Regions from separate parts of the Homo sapiens genome. Here region 2 is linked to region 1. The links are chromatin contacts, found by Hi-C or POLR2A ChIA-PET in ENCODE. All regions are on one chromosome and are shown on one strand. Each heading gives the region's core, a stretch centred on a gene start or an enhancer-like site at or near the end of the contact. The rest is flanking DNA. Distances are from core to core; before and after follow the strand shown. Region 1 overlaps WT1 (WT1 transcription factor). Region 2 overlaps CCDC73 (coiled-coil domain containing 73).

Region 1 (2,534 bases), core at 18-2,517:
TGTTATCAAAGCCACAGGCTTGAATTAAACTCGTCTCCAGGGAGGAGGAAAAATCTAGTTCCAAATATTCCTGTAACTTTTGTGCTGACCAAGTGTTTATTAATAGAAATGGAATCCCCAGTGGGTTTTTCTTTGGTTAGCTGGTGAGCTTGAGAGAAATTACAATACCAAGAGAGTGACTGTGAAATAATTATTCATTATGGCCTGCTGGGCAGAAATTTCTAGGCAGGCAGGCTGCAAAGCACCTCAAAGGGAGGAGCACAGGAAAAGGGTGTGTGGAAGTCTGGCTGCACCCTCTGTTAAGTTATTAGGTAGAGGTACACCCACAGAGGCCTTTCTGTTGGTGTGGGACACAGCTATTACCGAAAAAGCTGGAAACATGAATTCTAATCACAGATGCCAGTTATGTCTACTTTGAGCCTTTTTATTTTTTATCCTCTGGGGGCAGCTCTTTACTTCTTCCAAGATGTTACCTGGCCAGCCAGCAGCTACGTGGCAGAGGTGACCCTGATCTCAGCCAGGTTAGATGGTTCTATTCCCTTGATGACACAAATTATTCTGCTGAATATAATAAACAGACTTAAAGATGAAAATGTGCTTGAATCACACATGCGTTTGAAGAGTGGAGGAGTTCTCATCTAGATAACAGCTGAGGCTTTTTTTCTTCCTTTCTTTTTGTGCAGAGGTCGAGAACTTAATAATACTGCAGTTCAGGCCAAAACAAACTCTATATGATCTACTACTGATTTCCTTTTAAGCTCCCCCTTTTTGCTAGGACTGACTTCCTTTTATTTTACTCCAACTTGCATTAATCCCAGTTATAGAAGTTTCTTTCCTCTTTCCTTTGCCTCCAACTTCAAACATTCTTACATAGGAAACAAGTGACTTTAAAAAAAATCTACTTAAAAAATATAAAGGACACCATGACTTTTGGAATACATTTTGGCAGCCTGCAATTTGAAAGTTCACTTCCGAACAGGCAGAGTTAGACGGTTGGAGCTGAAATGCCTACGTGACCACAGTGGTCGCTGTAAGCCAAACCACCTGCTTATCTGATCTCCTCTGGGAATGAGGTGGTGGCACCTACAGTGGTTATTGAGTAATTAGATGCTTCATTTGCCAGAGGCTCTATATTCCTTGAACGAAGCTGCCTCTTTCCATGGGCTTCCATGATGAGAGCTGGGTGTTGAGCGATTGCCCAAAGAGATCAGAGCCTGAGCATGCTTCGGCCCAGTATTTTTAGCTCCAGTTCACATTTTTGTCCCCTCCCCAGCAGCCGTTATTGTCATTGCTGTCATTGACTTCCATTTGAAAGGCCGTGCCAGCCAGGCCCACTGACTGAGCAGCTGAGGAGCCCCAGCCAGCAAAAGGCAGGATGTGGTTAAAACTGTGCTCTGATCCTATCTCTGGCCTCAGGAAACCTATTAGTAGCTTGGGGATTTTCTGAAAGTCCTTCTGTCCCATACATCCTCCCCACCTTCTCTCCTCTTCTGAGAGTTTGCAGGCTAAGCTATCAGGACAGCTAGAATGGCAAAGGGGGCTTCTATTGGGATCTTGGCACTCTGCCCTTAGTGAGCTGAAGAGGACACATGGGGCATCTTGCAGCATCGTCATTTTCTAGAGACTGAGTAGGTCATGATGCTCCCTTGAGCATATTCTCTTTCACCTCCAGACTCTTGTCTGTATTATTGTTATTATTATTATTATATAAATGGTAATGAGAGGATGAGGCTCAGGATGCCTTCATAGGGGCAGGGCAGAGTGAGGGTGGGGGCTCAGGCATGCCAGCACTGGGCATCTCTCTGTGCCTCAACCCTCATCTAATAAATGGGGACTCAGAATTACATCTGCCTCACAAAGTTGTGAGCAGTATTGAGAATGTGTGAAAGTGCTGTGCAAAATTTGGTAGGTTAGAACAAATTAAAGTAATTAAAGTATATTATCTGTATCATCTTCAAAGGGCCATTGAGGGCATTACCTTTTATGGGCCTCACAACATTTCTGTACAGTTAGACTGATGGAGATTAATATTCCCATTGAACAGATGAGAAAACTGAGGGGCAGGGAGCTGAACTGATTTGCTCAATGTCCCAAAACTTATAGAACATCACTGTCCAATAGAAACATAACACAAGCCATACATGTAATTTGAAATTTGCTAGTAACCACATTCAAAAAATAAGAAGCTGTGGAATTAATTTTTCAAATAGCATATTTGACTCAATATAGCAAAAAATCTTATCATTTTAATGTGTGGCATGAGTCACATGTGGCCAGTGTATACCATATTAGACAGTACAGTACACACTAGAAAAAGTCATATACGTAAGACATAGACCTTGTATTTGAGAAGATTTGCCTTCTGAGGGCCAAGAAAATGCCATTAAAAATATTGGCCAGGCACGGTGGCTCATGCCTGTAATCTCAGCACTTTGGGAGGCTGAGGCGGGTGGATCACCTGAGGTTAGGAGTTTGAGACCAGCCTGACCAACATGGTGAAACCCCATGTCTACTAAAAATACAAAAATTAGCCG
Region 2 (2,534 bases), core at 14-2,513, 290 kb before region 1:
GCAATCAAGCTGAGAATCAAATTAAAAACTCAACCCCTTTTACAATAGCTGCAAAACAAACAACAACCAAAAAAACATAGGAATATACCTAACCAAGGAGATGGAAGACCTCTACAAGGAAAACTACAAAACACCACTGAAAGAAATCACAGATGACATAAACAAATGGAAACACATCCCATGCTCATGGATAACTAGAATCAATATTGTGAAAATGACCATATTGCCAAAAGCATCCACAAATTCAATGCAATTTCCATAAAAATACCAGCATTATTCTTCACAGAACTAGAAAAACTAATTTTAAAACTCATATGGAACCAAAAAAGAGCCTGCATAGCCAAAGCAAGACTAAGCAAAAAGAACAAATCTGGAGACATCACATTACCTGACTTCAAACTATTCTACAAGGCCATAGTCACCAAAACAGCATGATACTGGTATAAAAATAGGCACATAGATCAATGGAACAGAATAGAGAACCCAGAAATAAACCCAAATACTTACAGCCAACTGATCTCTGACAAAGCAAATGAAAACATAAAGTGAAGAAAGGACATCCTTTTCAACAAGTGGTGCTGGGATAATTGGCAAGCCACATGTAAAAGAATGAAGCTAGAACCTCATCTCTCACCTTAACAAAAATCAAATCAAGATGGATCAAAGGCTTAAATCTAAGACCTGAAGCCATACAAATTCTAGAATAACCATAAAAATTCTGGAAAAACCCTTCTAGACATTGGCTTAGGCAATGACTTCATGACAAGAACCCAAAGTTATTTTTAAGCCACAAAATTTAAGTTCCTGAGGGAGATGTTCCATTATTGAGCACGTAAGTTATATAGAGGTGGGGGTGATTTCAGAAATGTTTGGAACCTGTTGTCTGAAGCAGCCAGTGAAACCCAGAAAAATTCTTAATTGTCTCTTAGTAACCAGCCTTGGAAAGTATTGAATCGTTTATAATTCATCAGGAGTGATACATTTACCCCCTTGAGATTAATCATACCGTAAATAATGTGCTTTGTTCTGACAAACTTCTAAACTTTTTTTGGAATTTTCACGACCTTGCTAAAAGAGTAAGTTGATAAATGGAATCAGTCTTACAACTCTCCACATCTTTAGAACGTCGAAAAAACTTGTCCCCATATTATGCAAGTGTAGTGTTACAAGGAAATTTAATATCCTTGAGGTTCCTCAGTAAATCCCTGACGCATCACTATCCAGGTAAATTTTTGACTTTCCCAGGAAAAAACAAATAGGTGTTGACTATCTTGATCTAAAGGGACAGTATAGAAAGCACAACACGTATCTATAGTGGTTAAAAAAAAAAAAAAAGTAACTTCGAGTAGCACTGAAGATAACATAGTACTTGGGCTCAGTAATACAAAGAAGTGGGTAAAATGTTTATTTTATTTATGGTCTTAAGGTCTTGAACAAATCTTTATCCTCATTCACTGGGTTTTTTGACTGGGAAACAACAGTGTTTAAAGACTGACTCATTTTTACTGTGACTATTTTTATACCAGTCATACTTCATAAGGTATGACTCATCTTTTCTCTATTAGGCCTTTGGACTATTGGCTTTAGTTCTTCTTTAGCATCTGGTTTTAGAGGTATTTTGTAAACTTAGGTAGAGGTTTAGATGGGTGGATCTGAACCTTACTGCCAATATCAGTAAAACTTTTTTCCCACAAAGTGCTACTTCATGGAGATCTTCAATTTGGTTTGATCATACATAAAGTTACCAGTAAGTCAACATCTAAATTAGCTACGATCTGATTATGAACAGGAAAGTCATCAGGGATCTGAGGGAAAAGAAAAGGAAAATAAAAAACAGGAGAGAACTTAATTTTGCAATTCTGTTTACATAATAGATCCCTATCTTTTAATTTGATGGGCATGATGTTGTAAAGGAAAATAATATTTCTCATTTGGGGAACCGAGGTTGGCAGTTAACAGGCTGAAACAGGGAGAATATCTGTGGATTATTTGAGATACCCCTATCTGTGTAGCTCATTGGCTTCAAGAGAGAGGTTACTTTTAATATTTAGAGAAATTTCTCTTTGCAAGTTTGAGAATAAAATGAGAAGTTGAATACACGATTTCTCCCCATAGCAGTGTCATTGATTTGCCCACTGATTATTTTCCTTTATTTTCTTAGCTAGACCATGACAATTATTTTTCTAATGTACTTTCTGCGTATAAGTACTTATACGTGTCTTTACCAAGAGGCACTCTCCTCTAGTGCTTGATGACCGCAGTGGGAACATTTAGTTATTTTATTTGTGAAGCCATTAGTTTATTTTATTTGTGTTCTAAGCCTTTTTTTTGAAGATGTAGATTTGGAGATCTAGTAGTAGAGCTATTTCCCATTACAAATTTGTTACATATTAAATTCCCTGGTTCTGTATTTAAGGCTATTCACAAAAATTGAGGAAAGAGCTGGAAGTCAACAGCTTCAGAATCTACTCCTCAAGGAACCTATCCCTGAAGTCTCCAGTGGACTCATTCTTTCCTTCCTTCCTTGCAGGTGT

The links. Hi-C counts contacts between places; a loop is a spot of excess contacts on that map. ChIA-PET counts read pairs that join two places held with the same protein, here RNA polymerase II (POLR2A).
Region 2: a map with no recorded cell type shows a loop between it and region 1 (2.1-fold over the local background). The contact joins two enhancer-like sites. A Hi-C loop is called at or near these places in 1 of 37 single-sample maps with no recorded cell type. POLR2A ChIA-PET finds 5 or more read pairs at or near these places in 1 of 52 experiments (OCI-LY7).

The regions. Positions count from the first base shown.
Region 1 is chr11:32,419,854-32,422,387 of GRCh38, reverse strand. All of the region lies in intron 3 of WT1 (WT1 transcription factor), which reads left to right. Among named protein-coding and RNA genes, the nearest start is that of WT1-AS, 14 kb to the left of the region's middle. RefSeq lists a silencer at 1,295-1,344. Within about 2 kb of position 1,267, at least 2 of the 41 ENCODE cell types and tissues checked have a DNase peak (open chromatin) inside an H3K27ac peak, as active enhancers do.
Region 2 is chr11:32,706,185-32,708,718 of GRCh38, reverse strand. All of the region lies in intron 3 of CCDC73 (coiled-coil domain containing 73), which reads left to right. Among named protein-coding and RNA genes, the nearest start is that of CCDC73, 87 kb to the left of the region's middle. Within about 2 kb of position 1,263, at least 3 of the 41 ENCODE cell types and tissues checked have a DNase peak (open chromatin) inside an H3K27ac peak, as active enhancers do.